Linked DNA regions of Homo sapiens: region 2 is linked to region 1. Evidence: read pairs that join two places in POLR2A ChIA-PET (ENCODE). Cell type or tissue: GM12878. All regions are shown on one strand. Each heading gives the region's core, and the rest is flanking DNA. Links, peaks and the distances in the headings are about the cores only.

Evidence for each region. ChIA-PET counts read pairs that join two places held together with the same protein. Peaks named below come from ENCODE experiments on the same cell type or tissue, not always from the same donor. Only the 100,000 strongest peaks of a DNase experiment are listed, where the experiment ranks them.
Region 2: POLR2A ChIA-PET joins it to region 1 with 5 read pairs; 1 of 35 experiments calls an interaction of 5 or more read pairs at or near these places.

What each region holds. Positions count from the first base shown.
Region 1 is chr1:53,292,974-53,298,335 of GRCh38, reverse strand. All of the region lies in intron 2 of LRP8 (LDL receptor related protein 8), which reads left to right. It overlaps LOC105378726 (a long non-coding RNA gene), which reads right to left. Exons shown (of 6, transcript XR_007066090.1): 3 at 1-5,362. Among named protein-coding and RNA genes, the nearest start is that of LRP8, 32 kb to the left of the region's middle. RefSeq lists enhancers at 2,703-3,243, 3,244-3,785. In GM12878, for the core only: a CTCF peak has its summit at 2,082; a DNase peak (open chromatin) is centred at 2,067; H3K27ac peaks cover 3,683 bases.
Region 2 is chr1:53,365,701-53,371,062 of GRCh38, reverse strand. It overlaps LINC02812 (long intergenic non-protein coding RNA 2812), which reads left to right and starts at 2,914. Exons shown (of 2, transcript XR_001738058.2): 1 at 2,914-3,057; 2 at 3,786-5,362. In GM12878, for the core only: no CTCF peak of the experiment used is centred there; a DNase peak (open chromatin) is centred at 2,892; H3K4me3 peaks cover 1,044 bases; H3K27ac peaks cover 1,294 bases.

The DNA of each region.
Region 1 (5,362 bases), core at 66-5,065:
CTCGTTCAATACCTCCTGCAACCACAAATCACTGGGACAGGAAGACGCCTTTGTCGGTCTGTCCCTCGGAGACGCTCTTCTTCCCTGTGGTGACAGGGAGGCCTACATACCCCAGCAAGGGCTTGGGCCTCCCTTGGTGACAGTGGGGCCAGGGTCCGGCAGTATCTGAGAGCAGCTGGGATGTACTGGGGCCTGGAGGAGGTGCTTGGTTGTGGGAAGCCCCAGATGACCTCTTTGGAAGGACTTGGAACAGCACCAAGATCCACAACCCCTCCGTGTGACGGGGTCACTAATCCAGAAGGTCAGCTGGAGGGGGCCCTTAGAGATGTGTTCACCTGAGGAAACTGAGGCCCAGAATGGGAAGGGGTGACACTCCTTCCACCGCTGGGGGCCCTGCTGCTGCCTCCCATTTTGTCTTTCCTCGGGCCTCCTGATCTTTGCAACCTCATTTTCATGCCTTGGTGTTTTGGGGCAAAGGTGGACCACTTGTTTCATGTTTGGACCACTTGTTTCTTGGGAAATAAATAGATTTATGGTCTTAGGATCTGGCTTGGTTAGAATTGTGTAACTCCTTAGTGGAATGGGTTGGAGGAGAGAACCCAGAAAATTTTGAGGGAAACTCTTCCCGATTTGAAAGCAAAGCCGCCCTCACCAAAAAGTGCTCCTTCCGCTGCAGCCTCTTCATTCCGAATGGGGTGAATCCTTTGGCTGGAGCCCTTCGTGTGTCTCCCTCCTCCTCAGCACCTGCAGCTTCTCAGTCTCCCCAGGTGGGATGGGAAGGTGGGGGAGAGGGCGAATTTAGATGTCGCCTGCTGATGGATGATGGTGGCTTGAGCCCCAGAGCCCGCTGGGCAGTACAAAGCCACGCACCGAGTCCCGCCCACCACACGCGGGTGCTGGCTCCTGCACCCTACTGTCAGGACACTGTGGGAACCGTTCGCCTTCTGGGAACCGCCGAGCCTTGAGTAGTCAGAGACTGTCCGCATGTGGACTTCTGGACTCAGATAAACAGTTCCTTTCAGGGAAGGCATCAGAGGCTGCCATCCGCAGCTTATCGACATCTCCGACTCTGGCGGTAGCTGTCATGGAGTCTTGTCACAGGGGCTTAGGGTGCAAATCAGAGTGTTACAGCCTTAGAACCGTAGGTCCCTAGAGTGTCAGAAGCAGAGCCATGTGGAAGCTGTTTGCAATGTTATAATGGACCCACGGGATCTTTAAACTGAGGGCTTTAGGAACATCACATGTCCAGGGAGGGGTTAGGATTTGAATCCATTGCTGCTGGACCCCAGATCTGCTGGCGATGGAGGATTTGAATCCAGTGCTGCTGGACCCCAGATCTGCTGGCGATGGGCTCTGGGCATCACCCCCACCACCACTTCCAACCGTGCAGCTCCATTTTAATCTGTCTTATATGTTGGGGGTTCACTTGGGAAAAGGGTTCCTCTGCTTAAAAATAGTTTTCCAGGCCCTGTGCTGAGCCCCAGCTCCATGCCAGGACCCGCCACAGCCTGAGAGGGTGGCTCTGGTAGTGGGACGGCCGTCAGGCCAGGGCCCCCGGGTGGGGTGCAGGTTGCTCTGGGCCACGGTCTCCTCCCCCTCTCATTACTGCTCTGTCGTTGCTGCAGCCAGAGAACACTCTGGGTCTGTCATCCTGTTGACTGGGGTGACAGTTTAATAGTAGCTTCCTGGACTGTCATTTAAATCTGCCTGCCAGGTTAGTAGGCCAGGGGCGGGCTGGCACGCCCCCTGCCCCCACCCCGGATCTGCATTCTGCTGGAAGCGGTCGTCTTGGCAACGCTGGGGCATGGCGAGCTCTGTCGAAGGGTAACTGTTGGTGGGAGCAGCCCTTTCATCTCCCCGACCCGGGTACAAGTGGCCCAACTGCCTTAGGGCCAGAGCCAGGCCACCCTGTGCTGGCCCAGGCCTGGGAGAGGAAGTGGGAACATCCAAGTCCCTTCTGTGCACCCAGCTCTCCAAGTTAGGGGCTTTACCTTTGCTCTCAGCCTCTCAACTGCCCTAGGAGGGGAAAGAACCTGCCCCAGCTTGCTGAACAACAATGTTGAGCTGGAATCCACCTTTCTTAGGGGTCGCTGCTCTGCCTTCAGAGAACATTCTCTAGAGCCCAAGACCTGTCCACAGAAACCAGAGATCAGTCAGAGCCTGTAAGGCTGACAGCTCCCTCATCTCCCTGTCCTAGGTGGCTGGGTATCAATTCTCTCTGTTCTTTCCAGGGCCTTTCTCTAGACGTGTCCCTGCTCTGAGGATTGGGGTCTCCAGTGGGGTCCCTGCAGCTTCACTCTGGGCTCCATGCTCTGTGAACACTTTGTTCTATTTTTTATGGCCTAGTGGGGCTGGCCCAGAGACAGACGGCTAAGTACAACTACCAGGCTGCTGTGTCAACACGGGCTAGTCCCTCCCTTCTCTGCACCTCATCTAATCATCTGTAGGATGAGAGGCTTGTGCCCCAGCAGTGTTTTCCTAGGTGTGGTTCATTGGACCACTTGTTTCTTGGGAAATAAACAGATGTGGCATCTGAAAAAGGAGTTCCTTGGTTAAACAAGCTTGGAAGGCTGGAGGAAACCGTCAATCAGATATCTTTACTGCAGTCCTTCCCAGGGCCTTTATAAACCGTGGGCATCATGCATCTCCAAGGGGGAAAATAATAAGTGTCTATCCCAAATATCCTGGTGCATGGCCACCCCTGGGCTCTGTCCTGCCCCCTACCCCTCCCCTCCTCTGCTAAGGGCCGATTTTCTGTCTTGCATGGCCTCACGAAATCCCAAAGGAAGCTCTGGCAGCCTGGAGCCCTGGGTTTTTTTGGCTGCTGGAGAGCAGCCCTGTGTTTAGCAAGAGGCTGGATGGGTCCCTGGGCAAGCTCAAGGAAAGCCAGGCCCCTGTGCTGGGCCTCTGCAGGGCAGCTTTGTGCACAACTTGGTGAACAACTCCACCAGGGTCAATTGTTCCCTGGCCTGGTGGAGCTCCAGGTCCCTTGCCACTTGCCTTGTCCCCAGCCCCTAATGGTCACTCTGCTCGCTCCTCCATGCCCCTAAGCCCCATTATCCTTCCTCCTGGAATGCTCTTCCCTGCTCTCTTCACTCCCACAGCTTGGCTGACTCCTCTTCCTTGAACACAGTGCCCCTCCTCTGGGAAGCCTTCCCTGACCCCTGGGCCAGGTCAGGTGGCCCTCGCCTGGCTTGCTGGCTACAAAGTGGGATTGGGAGTCATTACCTGGGTTCAAGTGCAGCCCTCCCACAGACATGTGCTGTGGCTTTGAGCAGTCACTTCTCACTAGGCCTTGGCTTCCAGGCATGTAACATGGGAGACCCACGTAGGGGGCCTCAAGACCCTGGAGTCCAACACGGCAGGACATTCGGATTGCCAAGAGGAAGCTGCACAGAGCAGTGCCCCTGGGCAGCCCGGACTAATCTTTATTTTGGAGCCTTCTCTCTGCACCGGGGCTCCACGATGCGTGTGGGTGGGGAGCAGCATGGGAAGGATGTATACTGTCTCAGGGAAGGATGTCTCTGGAGGCGGGGGAAGCCAAGAAGTGCTGAGTGATTCTAACAGTTTCACAGGATCACAGACACTGAGTGTGGAGAGGGCCTTAAGACTTAGTCAGCGCCACACCTCCATTTCCTGATGAGGAGGAGGCAAGCTCAGAAGGTTTGACGGATGGGCCCAGTGTTACACACACGGCAGCTGGGGCCAGGGCTGTGACTTCACACACCTCTAACTTGCACCTTTTTGCTTCTCAGTTCATAAAGCCCTGGGGCCATCCTTAGCTTATTTGCTTCTCACAATGACCCTGTGTGTCCCGTGAAGCAGACGAAGAAAGTGCGGCTCACAGGAGTCCTGTAACTTGTGTAAGGTCACATAGCCTACAAGTGGCAGGGCGCAGTTTGATAGACCATGGACTGTCTGGCACTTTCCTTGGCCCGTGTTCTTGTTATAAATAGCATTTCCCACTTCCTTTGTCCTGGATTTCCCACTCTCCCCTACTCTACCCTGGGGTCAGCCCCTCCTCACTGCCCCTAGAATCCCCTAGTCCTTTGTGGCAGCCCATCTGTTGCCATGGCACCAGATTATGATGTCGCAGACCCTGGTTGACTATGTATCACTCCTGGGCTGAGGGACTCACAGAGGTGGGCATTGTCCAAGGGGCAGACTGGCATGGGGGGACATAAATCCCTGGAAACAGGGAGCCATGGCCTTGAGCCCAGCTGGGGAATCACCCTGGGAACCAGAGCCAAGGCCAGCAGAGTAGGGGTCTGGCATGGCTTTCTCTGACAGCCTTAGAATGGCGGCACAGCCCTCATCTCATGGCAGGGCTGATATGGTCTCTTCACGAGGGACTATTGGGCTCATTGCACTGAACGGCCTGACACTGGGTGTTCACCAGGATCCCCCAGAAGAGTCTTTTTGCCTTTTGTCCTTGTGACAAAGCTGCATGGGAAAGCCACATCCCCACTTGCCCAGGTTCACCCCGAGGTGGCTATGCCAGGAGTCAGTCTCCACTCTGACTCCAGATCCTTCCATATGGTCACACTTCCAATGGGGCCCTCCAGCGTGCTTTAGTCTAGTCCCCACCCTGAAAGTGCTGTCCATTAGCAGAGCAAAAGCCGTCCCAGGCCTGGGTTTATTCTGCTGCACACTTCTGGGCACATTCCAGGAGACCTGAGAGATGTTTCAGTACATTTGAGGACTCTCTGGGGTCCTCATTCTTAGCCTGGTAACACTGAGGTGGCTGAGGGTCTGAGTGGAAAGAGATCAAGCTTTGGCAGCTGCCACACACAGTTGAAATCACACTTCTGCCACCTAACACCCTTACCTCTAAGCCTTAATTTCCTCTTCTGTACAATGGGATTAATAACAACAGCTACCAAGATAGCTGTGAGGAGTCACTGGGATATTGGGTGAAAGGTGCCAGGCCAGAGCCAGAGTGGAAAATCTCCAAGCTGGTCCAGCCAGTGAACAAATCTGTTCCCAAAAACACCACCGAATCTGTTGCCAAAAACACCACTCTCCCTGCAGCTGCCATTTCCTGGGCGGGGCTGACCTCAAAGCTGCCCTTTGGGACAGCAGTGGTGTTTTTGGCTGCTCTGGCCTCCTTGCCCAGTGCCTGCCAGGGCTTGGCACATGGAGGAGGACAAGATCACCCCCAGGCTTTCAGAATCCCAGGGAGGGCAGGGTTTTTGGGGGGTATCTGGTTGTCCTGTGCCCAGCAACAGAGCCCCATCATCACCTTCTTCAAGCCTGCCCTGCTGTTTTGGGCACTGTCTGACCACACATCCTTGCCAGACTTGCCTACTTGCTCTTAATTCCCAGAGACTGGGCTGGGCTGATTCTGTGTTCTCAGTGCAGA
Region 2 (5,362 bases), core at 190-5,189, 73 kb before region 1:
TCCAAGGAAATGGGGTGAGGAGCCTCTATATGGGGTGGTGGAGGGAAGGGTGGGGGACCCCCTGTGGGATACGGCAGGGGGAAGCGTGGGGTGGGTGCGAAGTAGAGGACCCCCACGGGGGCAGAGGTTGTTGCCTGAGGAAACAGGTTGCCTGAGGGGCAGAAGTAGAAGCTGGGCCTCCCAACACCTGGCGTGGGTATAGCTGGGGCACAGGCATGCCTGTGGGATGCTGCAGCGCTTCCCCATGACTGGTGGGCAGGGGTTGCAGGCAGGGGCTGCTCCTCCTTGGAGGGTAACGGCACAGTCCCCGGGAGGTGAGGTAAAGCTGACTGCTGCTGGGCAGCGGGCAGGGTTGAGCCACATCCCAGGTGTGTGAGTGGTGCTGTCTGTCCTGCTTTTTCTAAGAATCAGTCTGTCTGAGGTGATGAGAGAGGGGCCCTTCGTCTCAGGTGAAGGCCCAGGGGAGGCCCAGTCACCACCCAGCCCTCCCACTGCCAGCCCCTGGTGCTGGCACGACCCATGGCTCTGAGACCTCAGCCAGGGCCCTGTGAGACCTCAAGTCTCTGGAGGGTCTGGAACTCGGTGGCCATGCCTGCCTGAGGGCCTGCTATTTCAGGGCTCACATGACCCCCACCCCAAGTGAGGGCTGCTGTCTTTTCACTTAGGGGAGCCTCCTTCCTCCTCCCTCCTGAGCTTTCCTCAGAAGGCTGCCGTCACAAGCGTCATTTTCCTAAGGTGGCTTAGAAATCCCAACCAGGAAGGGCAGGGTCTAGCAGAAAACTTCTGCTGGGGGCCCTGCCACAGCCCCCCAAGTCAGGAGAACAGAGCCCCTGCTTCAAAGAGGAAGAGGAGAAATACAGCCCCCCAAAAACAACCCAAATCAATATCCCAAATTCTGTTCCTGCCCCTCTGTAATCATTGGTAGTGGCAGCACTCTTGGAGGATACCAAGACTTATTCTATCTTGTACTAAAGTGGGTGACAGGGTGGCCTGGTGGCTATGAGGGGCAAGGCAGGGCCTAGGGCCTAAGGTCAGGAGTCATGGTGGGAGGGGCATTCTCAGTAGGGAACAGGCACCTGAGCCTTGGGTTTCTTTCTAAAAGTCCCAAGGCAAGTGGGTGGCCAGCTGGTGGGCTGTGTTTTGGGTGTCCTTGAGACATTTATGTTTGGGAACCAGTGTGGGGCAAAGGGCTCAAGCCAGGCAGGTTGGAGACCTGGCTGCCATGTGTCGGCTCTGTGACCTTGGCTGAATGTCCTGGTCTCTCCTGGGATCAAATGATACTCCTGCCCCAGCCTCCCGAGTAGCTAGGACTACAGGAAAGCACCACCACACCCAGCTAATTTTTTGTTATTGTTTATAGAGATGGGGTCTTGCTATGTTGCCCAGGCTGGCCTCAAAGTCCTGGCCTCAAGAGATCCTCTTGTCTTGGTTTCCCAGAGTACTGGGATTACAGGCGTGAGCCACTGCACCCAGCCTGTGGCTTTACCATAAACCACCTGCATGCAGTGAAGCCCAAGCTCTCCTCCTATGGCCTCAGAGCTGTCCAGTCTGGGCTGGTGCCAGACCCTCTAGCGCTCGGCACACAGGAGGTGCTCATGAACCCCAGAGGACCTTGACGTAGAGAGCTGGTGTGGTGGATGCTGCGGTAGCCTAGGAAACGAAGAGGCCAGGGGTGGGGCCCAGCCACAATTGTGGGCCCTTTCTGGGCCTCAGTTGCCTTACTGCCAGTGGGGACCATAGTTGCTGCCCTCTCCACATGCAGAACACAGGTGAAATAATAATGGCTAATCCTCATGAAGTGCTTCCCAGGGGCTCTGTTGTCCCGAGAGTCACCTGTGTATTACCTCATTTAGTCCACATACCAGCCCTGCGGGGTAGACACTGTTACTCCACTTTACAGACAAAGACGCACGGAGGATTAGATAACTTGCCCAGAGACACAGCTGATTGTGGTGAAGGCTGGCTTCAGAGTCACTGCTCGGGCCCTTCACACTGCAGGTGGCAGGCTCAGGAAGGGGTATTTGTGCTCCAGCTTCTTGGGTTGTCAGAACTGGTTCTGGTCACCTCCTAAACACTGGCAGGACTTGCCAGGGCCACAGAGCCTGATGGTGTCTGGGCTTCCTGGACTGGGGAGCTCTGCTTAGCCCCGTCAGAGTGGACCTGAGCAGGCTGAACCCCAGGGCTCAGGCTGTGGGTGGGACTGTGGGAGGAGGAAGAGAGAGGGTCTGCCGCCAGCGGACTGGGCAGCAGGATAGACTGTCAGCAGGCAGCAGCAGCCTTGGCGTCATTCCCAGTCAAGGGCAGAGCTGCGTCCCTAGAGCCGCCTCCCGCCCCTGCCAGGACCCCACAGTTTCTCCTAGGGGTGAAGAGTGGCTGCGGCCCTGGGAGGAATGGCTGAGGCCGATGCCACATGGTGAGCCTAGGCACCCGGGCCCAGCTGGCTCCCAGCCCATCCATTGCTGGGATGGAAAGGGCAGGCAGTTGGAAGGGCAAAAGAAGGAAGCAACATGCCCACAAAGCCTCTGCTGGGCTAATCCTCTTCTAGTCCCCACACGGTACGTTGCGTGGAATGGTTAGGACAGCCTGTTTAACAGAAGGGAAACTGAGGACTGGCAGTGTGGAGGAAATAGACAATTAAAAGCAAAGAGACAGCTGGGCAGGGAGTGTTTGCAGCCCTGGAGGCAGATACAAAGTTGCACCCGGGCTAAAGCCTGAGAGACAGCATTTACTGAGCACCTTTTTTGTGCCTGGCAATGTGCTCTGTTAGCTCCATTTTACAGATAAGCAATCTAAGGTTCAGAAAAGAGGAAGCAGCCAGCCTCGGGCCATGCAGCTGGCTGAGTGAGAGCTCCTAACTTGTACTTTCTCCCCTCCCCGGAAGCTTTGGTTTGTTGGGGGAAGCAGATTCATATCAGACCCAAGGCAACTCAGCTGTGATTGAGATAGACATTGAGTCTTTTGGGAGACAGAAGGGAGGGAGAGTGCCAGTCAAAAGGGTTTCGTGAAGAAGGTTGCATCTGACTGGGACAGTTAGGCCTCTGTGTACCACTTTAAAAGGTAAGACAAGGGGAAAGAGGGCATGGGGAAAAAGGACTTGGGGACAGAGGGCATGGGGGCAGGCAGGTGAGGGCCGTGCTTGGAGAATTGTGAGGGGTCCTGGGAGGCTGGATCACTGGTTGTGGGGAAGGGAGGGAGGCCAGGCAACCCCTGATGGGGTCCCCTGGGGAGATAGCCCTGGGGCTTGGAGCATGGGGATGGGAAGTGACTGGGAGGACGCTGCACAGGGCATGGGGTGTGGGGAAGTGAGTGCCAGGGAGCTGGGTGTGGAGCCAGGCACCTGCCGGGCTTCTGGGTTCCCCCAGCAGCTCTCAGGGACTCAAGCTCTGCATCAGGCACACCTCAGTTTAAGTCCTGGCTCTGCCATTACTAGCTGGGTGGCCTTGGGAAGTTGCTTGTCATCTCTGAGGCTGGCTTTTCCCCTCTGTAAGGGGAAGATAACCATAGAACTCCCTCCAGGGGTGGCTGTGTATGGCAGCTGTCAGCGCTCAGGACATTTCACTTAACCCTTCTGACCTAGGAGTTAGGAGCTATCATCGCCCTCGTTTCGTGAAGGGCTGACCAGCGACTGATCATGGCTACGATGTAAAGGTGCAGACATTTTGACCTCCCATGGGATAATTTAGATGGGCCACATGGGCTCCAGGGATGGCTGAAACTCCGTTGGAGCTGCGTCACTGTTCACCTTCTCTCTACCAAATCCTGCTTCCTCCCTATCTCTTCCCCAGGTGTTGACTTTTCTAGTAAATATCCTCCATGTCAAAGTCTATCTCAAGATCTGTTCCAGGACAACCCCGCCTGCAACAGGGCCCATTTATGTTCCAGCCAGCACGGTGATCCTGAGTCTGGGAGGGTGCCCACAGACTGCTTTTGTGAGCAGCATGCCTTCAGTGGCCAGTCCCCAAGCCCCTCAACTCCATGTGGAGCAAGGACCAACCACCCCATGGAGAAGAGGAACCCGCCTGCAAGGCGAGCCAAGAAGGGACCTTTGGAACCAGCCACACTGGACTCTGTAGGGGGCTGGATGGCTGGCCCCAAAAGGATAGGTCCATGTCCTAAGCCCCAGAACCCGTAAATATTGCCTTATTTGGAAAGAAATTCTTTGTAGATGTCATTAGGGATTTTGAGATGAAGAGATCATCCTGTATTATGCAAGTGGGCCCTCAATCCAATGGCAAGTGTCCTTACAAGAGTAAGGCAGGGCTGGGTGTGGTGTCTCACACCTGTCATCCCAGCACTTTGGGAGGCCAAGGCAGGAGAATAGCTTGAGGCCAGGAGTTCAAGACTGGCCTGGGCAACGTAGTGAGACCCTCCATCTCTACAAAAAAAAAAAAAAAAAACAGAAAAAAACCCCACAAAGAACTAGCCAGACGTGGTGGCACATGCCTATAGTCCTAGCTACTCAGGAGGCTGAAATGGGAGGATGGCTTGAGTCTGGGAGGCAGAGGTTGCAGTGAGCAGTGTTGCGCCACTGCACTACAGCCTGGACAACAGAGCAAGACCCTGTTTCAAAAAGAAAAAAAAGCGGGGGGAGTGAGGCTGAAGGAGAGACACACACCTAGAGAAGAAGGTGATGTAAAGATGCAAAAATAGGGCCAGGCGCAGTGGCTTACGTCTGTAATCCCAGCACTTTGGGAGGCTGAGGTGGGCGGATCATGAGATCAAGAGATCAAGACCATCCTGGTCAACATGGTGAAACCCCCTCTCTACTAAAAATACAAAAATTATCTGGGTGTGGTGGCGGGCGCCTGTAGTCCCAGCTACTCGGGAGGCTGAGGCAGGAGAATTGGTTGAACCCAGGAGGCAGAGGTTGCAGTGAGCCGAGATTGCACCACTGCACTCCAGCCTGGGCAACAGAGTGAGACTCTGTCTCAAAAAAAAAAAAAAAAGAAGAAGTAAAAATGGGAGTGACATGGTTACAGCCAAGGAAGCCGAAGAGGCAAGATGGGAGCCTCCCTCAGAGACTCCAGAGGCAGCACGGCCCTGCCAATGCCTTGTTTCTGCTTCAGGCCTCCAACGCTGGGAGAATAGAGTTCTGCCGCTTTTGAAGCCACTCTGTGAGAATTCCATACAGCAGTCACAGGAAACTAAGATAGCTCCCACACCCAGTTTCCACTTCACAACCTTGAGAAGCTGGGGAAGCCGTTCTGGAGGTGCCAGGGACTGGGCACCGAGCCAGCCTGGGCTGGGGTCAGAGGCAAGAGGAGAGCTCTCTAGAGGAAGCCTTTATCTTGGAGTTTGTTCTTGAGTAGGAAGTGTTCACGGGGCAGGTGGTGGTGGTGGGGCGGCGTGTGCATAATTTTCA